Regions from separate parts of the Homo sapiens genome. Here region 1 is linked to region 2. A link is a contact called in ENCODE Hi-C or POLR2A ChIA-PET data. All regions are on one chromosome and are shown on one strand. The core of a region is the stretch at or near the end of the contact, and the rest is flanking DNA. Distances in the headings are between cores, read along the strand shown. Region 1 overlaps FNBP1L (formin binding protein 1 like). Region 2 holds the start of BCAR3 (BCAR3 adaptor protein, NSP family member).

Region 1 (3,816 bases), core at 944-3,443, 130 kb after region 2:
TCTGGGTGCTGGCTATATGCCAAGAGCCAGTGGCAGGAGCTCTCAGCCATAGAAGAGAATGGAGAAAAGGGAGAAAGACGGAGTAAGATGGTTGGGGATTGCTCATCTTGGTTTGCCAGAATTGGAAGCTTGTAGTTTGTCTGTCTCACTCCACACTCAAGACAGTGCTTCCACTGTGCCCACCTGGTAATATTCTACTTGTTAAACTGGGTGATATATTTATCTTATAATGGTTCATAACATACATATACATATTATCCACAAGAAACTCCTCAGGATGGAGATTCTGGGTTTACCAAATCAGTTCGTCAAATGCTCCCATATCCCTAATAGTGCTGTCACAACTCACAGAAAACAAGTGAGAAATCTTGTCAAACTGAAATTGTGTTGAAAGCAAGACACTAATTATGTCTTAGAATTACCCCCATTTGTATCAAAAGAAATGAGGCTATTTTGACATGGCTTATTCTTAGGAACCTCAGTCAGTTGCCCAATACACTGTCCCCTAAAAGCTAACATCATCTAATACTTTCAAGGGTTGTTGTCCAACTTCTCAGAATTTACTCTTCAAAATGTGTGTTTGCCAATTCCCCAATCTTTTGGTGCATCTTATGTTTTCTGTAGTTTCCCTAATTCCTGACAGTGACTATACTCAGGAATACATTGATCCTAGGTATATAAGCTCATTGAAATAGGTTGTTTCTTAAGCTTTTTTTTTTTTTTTTTTTTACTTAAGCTAATACAAGTTGAGTATCCCAAATTCAAAACTCCAAAATCTGAAACTTTTTGAGCAATGACATGATGCTCAAAGGAAATGCTGACTGGAGAATTTTGGATTTGGGGATTAAGGATGCTCAACTGTTAAGTATGTAATGCAAATATCTAAAAAAAAAAAAATCGGAAATATTTCTGGTCCCCAGCATTTCAGATAAGGAATACTTAACCTGTACATTCTTCAAAATAAAACCCTTTTCAATGAGACTAGAGAGACTTTTCATTTGTTGTTATCAAGGACGTTATCTTCCCCTCGCAAATAGGAAGTGATTTCACTGATCTTAGTTTTGATAATAAAAGCTTTCTTCATTGTTTTGAGCTCTCCACCCCAAACCTCTGTCCATCTGAAGCTTTAACAATTGACACTATTTTCCTGCTATTTTCATTGTTTTGTGTGTTCCTACTTCCAAACTTGGCATTGATCCCTAAATTTTCATCTCAACAATCGTAACCTCTCATTGTTCAGCATCTACCCTGAATTTTATTCCCTTTTCTGAGTTTCTAAAAGTTTGCAGTCATAGTTTCACATTTGCATTTTTTAAAAGGTGAATCTTCTGAAATTAGACTTCCTGAAGTTACAGATAATGTGTCACTAATTATGGCAAATGTTCTTTCCATGCTTTGAAATGCCAGGAAGACTTGGGTGTTGTAACTGATTAGGAATCAAGCCGGAGCACAGGAAATGCTGTCCAGCGTGTAGTGGCTAGATTGGGCTATGAGGTACAGGGACAGTTCGTATGGTTGCAGTGGACAGATGGTGTAAAAGGAAAGTCTATGCAACACAGCTACTGGAGAAGAAAGATAAATCCAAATTATTGCATGCAATTTAAATTCACTCTAAAGAGACAGCAAACTTTTTTTTTCCTTTAGGAAAGCTTAGAGAAACCAAAATTAGAATACAATTTCCAAAACTGCTTTGCAAAAAACAAAAAAAACTTGTCCCACTTATGGAATTTGTCATCTACTCTGTATTATCTGAGACTTGGCACATTCAAGAACAAAATCATCACATCTCTGATTCACATAGCAATGAAAGATCACACACTAAACACCTTAACAGGCCATGAAAAGATTGTTTTATTCCATGTAAATATTCTCAACAGAGAACACTATCTTTAAATGAAGGATTTACCATTAAGAAATCAACATGTGCACAAAAAGAGTAAAAATTACCAAAAAATTAAAGATTTTTTGGGACAATTCACATGTTCAAAATTTAAGAATGATTTAAACTGTGCAAGTACAAATGTCTTTCCTATTATAATAACCCATATACAGGTTGCACTATTCCACATCAAGGAACTTGCCTCCTACGGAAGCAAATCCTGCTTTTAGAAAAACAAACAGTAGCTTGAAAAGAACAGTTAGTCCTTACAAGAAAGTCTTAAACTTTGCCCTCTGTGGCTGTTAGCCAAAAAACCATAAGCACTTCAGGCTTTGTACAGAAGACAAACACAGCCAGATCACATTTCCTCCTCATTGCTAACCTTTAAAATAAAAATAGCACTAGATTTTAAAACTACTTCATGTAGTCTGTCAGTACTGAATAATGTCACATTATATAAATAACCCTGTAACGAGATTCAATATCTAAACTTTATAGTTTACTAGCTGCAAAGGTAATACACTATATGTCAGCTGTGTAACAGTGGTGACTTGATCTTATGAAGGCAGTAACTTTCACACAATTGTCATTCAGCTTTAGTATAACGGGTAGTATGATTCAAATAACACTGGGAAAAAGTTATTAAAGCAGTCACACAGCTTCTAAAATATTGCTTAAAATTCAATAATACACAAACCATTTCACGTTCTTTCTCCCCTCAAAACAGTAAAGAACCAAATTAATGAAGATTCAGTGGTACAAATAACCCCCCACCTGCCCCATCTCCCTATTACAACACCACTAAGAAATTAGTTAAGATACATGTCATTAACAGAATCACAAATGCGAGGCAGGACACCATGAGCAACAGGAGCACTAACAACAATCATATTTACAAGTATAAACATACAGAAATTCCATTTTACAAGTAAAAGTGCACATAGATCATTACAAAGTTTCACTAAATTTTATCAGGTTCAAACAAAAGCATCACGTGGAAAGAGACTATCATTGTAATTATCAAACATGATCGTCATAACCCAAAATAAAAAGACAATTGGGGGAGGCCCATAAAACTTCTCATAAAACCACTGAGGAAATTAAAATGGACTTGGACATGTCTTTAGTTTGATGCATAAATTTGAAGATGCACCACTGTATATGGTAGAGCTCTAATAGCCACCTACCGAGGCTACATCGGCAGCTGCAGCGGTGCTGCAGAGTTAAAGCAGGTCGCACTGAGCTGACACATAAAGCCCTTTGTGGGATACTGTAGTGGTAGTGTTGGCAATCAACAGATTTAGGCACTCAAGTTTAAGGCAGCATTTGAATGGAAGCAGCTGACTTTTGACAATAGTCCTTTGTCTTGAGGTGGTGAATATCTTCTGTGTTTATTATGCCAGGATTTCAGTGCTGACTAGATTCTTCCCAGACTGAGGTGCTGAAGATGTATCACGTTTCAAAGAGTTCTTTCAACTGGGCTGTAGGCTACAGCAGAGATGTTTTCTTTTTCTTATCATAAATACTTCAGGTTCACAGCTACTTCTTCGTAATGCCAAAACTGGAATGTTTGCAGTGGGGAAGTTATAGCAGTGTGCACAAATACTAAGATGGAAACATTAGTGCTGGAGATGTTTGACAAAGTGATTTGCACTACAAATGTAAAACAAAACAAGGCTTTGACAAGAACAAGGGAATCTAAAGACATGCCTGAAAAATCTAGCTCAATCACGCTAGACATGCAACAGGATGTTAAGCAAGCACGGAGGTGGCGCAGGCAGACACTGACAGATGGCAAGGATCTGACAGATAGTGGGTCTAAAAGCCAATTAAAACAGAGCTGGGAGGGAAGACAATCCTGTTGGGACAGCTAATGTAAGACACATTTTTTGACAGCTCTGCATTCTTTATTGATTAGACAGCAATAAAATAAATAG
Region 2 (4,362 bases), core at 754-3,253:
AATAAATAGAATATTATCAGCATGCAGAAGTCACCTCTGGGATCCCTTTCTGTCATAATCCACAGCTCAATATAACCACTGTCTTCACTTTTAACATCACAGATATGCTTTGACTATTTTTGAAGTTTATGTAAATGGAATCATATAGTATGTACCCATTTGCGGCCAGCTTCTTTCACTCAATATCCTATTTGTAAGATTCACTCATCTTGTTGAGTGTAAATGAGTTCATGCATTCTTATTACTATGTTGTATGTTACACAGTTTATCTCTCTTCTGCTGATGGACATTTGGGTTGTTTTCTTTTTGGCCGTCATAAAGAGATACATTATAAACATTTTTCAACATCTTTTGGTGAATATGTGTATACATCTCTGTTGGGTGCACACTTAGGGGTGGAATTGCTGGGTCATAGGATACATGTTAATTTAGCTTTTCTAGATAATGCCAAGCAGGTTTTTAAAGTGGTTGTAAAAAGTTCATTTTGACGAGCAGTATGGTCAGGCCCTTTAATTTTAGTCATTCTGGGTGGTATGAAGTTAGATCACATTGAAATATCAATTTGCATTTTTGGGATGGTTAATAAATTGAGATATTTTCCATATGTTTATTGGCTTTTTTGAGAAATGCCTGTTTGTCCTCTCTTGAGGACAGTTGAAATATTCTGCCTGTTTTTAATTGGATTTTCTGCCTTATTCTGGCTGATCCGTAGGTGTTCTTTATATATCTGTAAACAAACCTTTTTTGGATGTATGTGTTGCAATTATGTTTTCTCACTCTGCGGTTTGCCTTTTCACTCGTGGTGTCTTTTCATGAACAGAAGCTCTTAATTTTAATCTTGTCCAATGATGAGTTTTTTTTCTTTATATTAGTACTACATGTGTTTAAGACATCGTCTTTGTCTACCCCAAGGTAATGAAGATTTTTTTGGACATTTTCTTTGGATCGTGTTATTGGTTTACTTTTTACCTTTAAAATCCATCTGGAGGCCGGGCGCGGTGGCTCACACCTGTAATCCCAGCACTTTGGGAGGCCGAGGTGGGTGGATCACCTGAGGTCAGGAGTTCGAGACCAGCCTGACCAAAATGGTGAACCCGTCTCTACTAAAAATACAAAAATTAGCCGGGCATAGTGGCGTGCGCCTGTAATCCCAGCTACTTGGGAAGCTGAGGCAAGATAATTGCTTGAACCCGGGAGGCGGAGGTTGCAGTGAGCCAAGATCATGCCGTTGCACAACAGCTTGGGCAACAAGACCGAAACTCTGTCTCGAAAAGAAAAATTCCATCTGGAATTGACTGGGGATGGGGGGATTCAGTTGATCCAGCATCATTTACTGGAAAGAGAGAGCTAATCTGACCCCCAATACAGCACAGCAGCACCTGACATAAATCAAGTGACCACATATTGTAAATCTGTTTTTGGACTTTATTCCATTGGTCAGTTTGTCTATCCTTCTACTATTTCTATGACTTTATAATGGATCTTGATATAAGATAGTGTTAAGTCTTTTCCAGTGGGCTCCAATTTTTCACCCCACCAAATCATCTAGTGCTGAAGTGCCACCGCCAACTCGCACTTTGCTTTCAATACGTCCATACGAGTGCAATTGATTTGCCTGTTCCCGTGGATGGTTCATTTGTGGTTACCTGGGGCTTTGTCTCATCAAAGCCCTTCACATTGAAAGCCAGCCAGGTGTCTGCAGACGAGCAAAGCAGATCTGTTGGGTAATTAAATAACGCGGGGAAGGGGAAGGAGTGGATTCGACGAGGCTGTCTCTGGAGAGAGCTTCAGAAAGGAAGTGATCGAGCTATACTTGAGGACTGGCTCCTTGGGGAGATACGAAGAGAGCCAAACTCTAAAATCCGGGCAGAGGAGGGCCTGGCTAGGTCACCGAATGTAAATGTCTCGGGGGGTTCCGCAAGGCAGCGCGAATCGGCTCGCCGGGGTGGGGCCGCGGAGCCGCAAATCACCAGTTGAGGGCCGGAGTGCGCGCCGCCGGCTCAGAGCTGCGCCTGCTGCTGGCCGGGCGGGGGACGGGGCCGGGACCGGAGCCGGAGCTGCGGGGCGCACCGGCTAGACGCGCGCGGGATTCTCGGCGGGCACGCCCCGCGGACCATGAGCGTCCCCAGCTCCGGGAGCAGCCGCGGCGCGGGCGGTGCGAGGCCGGCCGCGCGGCGCCTTTGAGCCCCAGCCGGAGGTCCAGAGATCCTGAGAGCCCGAGCGCCCAGCGCCGCGCCGGGAGGTGAGTCTCCGCCGCGCGCCCAGCGTCCTCGGGGTGCTGTTCCTCCCGGGGCGCCTGGGCCTCCCCCACCCCGGTGAGGACACGCTAGGAAGTTTGTTGGACAAAGTTAGGCTCTGGGGAAAGTAGAGCCGGCGTTTGTTGGTCCCTACCCACCCCCGCCAGCGGATTTGGCGTTGGGGGCGGGGGTGACTGAAGTGGGGCTGGGGCTTGCGCTCTCCAGGCCCTCCGAGCGCGCTGGGACTCCCCGAGACGTGGCCCACGGCGGGGAGCGCTCAGCGATTGGCGGCCAGGCATCTTGCTCGGTGGCACTCGAGCGGCATCTTCCCGGGCGCTGGCCTCGCCCGACCCCCTGCCCGTCGGAGCTGCTCTGCCGGCCACCCCGCCCTGTCCCGCCCGTCCCCTCTTCGCAGAAGCCGGCCGGGGTCGGGCAGATGCGAGGGCCCAGAGCGCTCTGGTGGAAGCCCAAGGCTCCGAGGAGGCGAGTTTCTCCGGTAATCTCTTGGGAAGTTTGCAAAGAAAGCGAAGGAGCCTGCCCTGTAACTGTTGACAACATCTCCCTCCCTCTCTCCCTTTGTTGAGAAAGAATGAATAGTTGGTTGTGTTGCTCCCTCTGCGTCGCGGTGGGGAGAGGCGAGGGAAGGCAAAGGAAGGGAGGGACGGTGGGAAGGAGGTTCCGATAGATCGTACAGCCCAACTGTCCTTACCCACTTAGGCCGCTGAGGGCGCCGCCGCTTTAAAACGGTGTAATCAGGTGTAGACACTCGTCGAGGAGGAGGTTGAGCGGACTCCGAAGCATCTGGCAAGGCGGCGTGTTCCGTGGGGCGGCGGGTCGGGTCATGGTTGGGGTTAACTCGCTTGAAGCAAGGTGCAAAGGAGAAAAACCATTTTCCTAACCTCATATCTGTTTTCGCTTAAAGCTGTTAGCTGAGATGGAAAGTAGAGCCGTGCATTCAGATTGTTTTAAACCTTGACTTTATCTCCCAAGGCTACACAGACCTCCCCAAGGAAAGTACGCTGGCCGAGGGAAGGTCATTTTGGGAGCTGATAGCCTCCCTTGTGTTGCCTGGGACTGAGTTGAGATCCTGGAGGCTGGGAGAGGCCTCAGTGCTGGGGGTGGGGCCCAGCTCAACACAGGTCCAAGTGGGAAGGGGCTACCCGGGTAACAATGGGAAGCCCACAGGCAAAGCGCTTGTCTGCGGGCGTGCCAGGGGGTATTGAGGATAACGTAAAGACCTTGCCAAGCCAGGGGATCCCACACCACTCCAACTCCAACTTTCTCTAAAGTGCTGCTGAGAAGGCTGGCATTTCCAGGATGACTAACCAAGGTCTAAATCTCCTGTTCATATAGGCAGAACTGCTTGTCAAATGGATGCTAATCTTAAGAACCTTATCGGGTAAATCCTGTACTGTGTTGCTTGAAATACAATCCATGGAGGAATTATTCATACTTGAATCATTTGGCTAGACTTCATAAGTTTACTTCAAAAATAAAGAGATACTCTTAATTCCTAAACCCAAGCAAAACTTCATTTTAAGTGGATAAGCCAATTGAATATGTGTGGTTGTTTCATCTCCTCTCTCCATCTGACTCTCCAGAGAAGTTATAAAACTACAGATCCAAGTTGTAAATTCTCTGTCATGGGGCAGCCGAGACGGTTACATTTCCAGAGTTTAAAATATAATGAAAAGTTCTTAAAGCTCACATCAGATAACCATTATGAGTTAAACTTGAAAATATCCCGTTTCAGAAATAAAAGAGTAAAATCCAAACAAGTGGGCTGCTTATCTCTGCCTCAGCTTGCAAGATCATCAGTTTCTTTGAGACATCATTGTAAAGCAAGTGAGTTGGGCCTCAGTTCACAAACATTTCAAAGCCCAGCGACTGACCAGGCCCAGGAAGGCAGCACATGTGGTAAAGTTTGTCAGCCTCGCTCTTGTTCCTGATGTTCACATGAGTCTCAGATTTTCATATCAAGATGCAGAGTCTTTGACTTTTGTATAATATTTCAAAATCTGGCATTAGACTGAGTCAGGACATTGTGTTTGTTTTCCTGCACAGTAGAGAGAAGTCAGATGGCCAGAGTCTCACCTGGGCTTTTTTCTAAAGACTGCATGTAGGC

Evidence for each region. A loop is a pair of places that touch in the nucleus more often than their neighbours do. ChIA-PET counts read pairs that join two places held with the same protein, here RNA polymerase II (POLR2A). Pooled maps may share reads with other maps.
Region 1: a pooled map of heart left ventricle shows a loop between it and region 2 (2.0-fold over the local background). The contact joins the enhancer-like site here to the promoter of BCAR3 in region 2. A Hi-C loop is called at or near these places in 2 of 168 maps with a recorded cell type or tissue (endothelial cell of umbilical vein and heart right ventricle) and 4 of 50 pooled maps. POLR2A ChIA-PET finds 5 or more read pairs at or near these places in 4 of 52 experiments (BJ, T-cell, activated B cell and 1 more).

Annotation. Positions count from the first base shown.
Region 1 is chr1:93,552,673-93,556,488 of GRCh38, reverse strand. FNBP1L (formin binding protein 1 like) reads right to left here. Exons shown (of 17, transcript NM_001164473.3): 17 at 1,828-3,816. Among named protein-coding and RNA genes, the nearest start is that of BCAR3-AS1, 37 kb to the left of the region's middle. RefSeq lists an enhancer at 2,947-3,475 and a silencer at 3,523-3,816. Within about 2 kb of position 2,193, at least 9 of the 41 ENCODE cell types and tissues checked have a DNase peak (open chromatin) inside an H3K27ac peak, as active enhancers do; they include endothelial cell of umbilical vein, where a contact is called at or near this core.
Region 2 is chr1:93,679,478-93,683,839 of GRCh38, reverse strand. It overlaps BCAR3 (BCAR3 adaptor protein, NSP family member), which reads left to right and starts at 2,003. Exons shown (of 12, transcript NM_003567.4): 1 at 2,003-2,242. RefSeq lists a silencer at 1,981-2,260.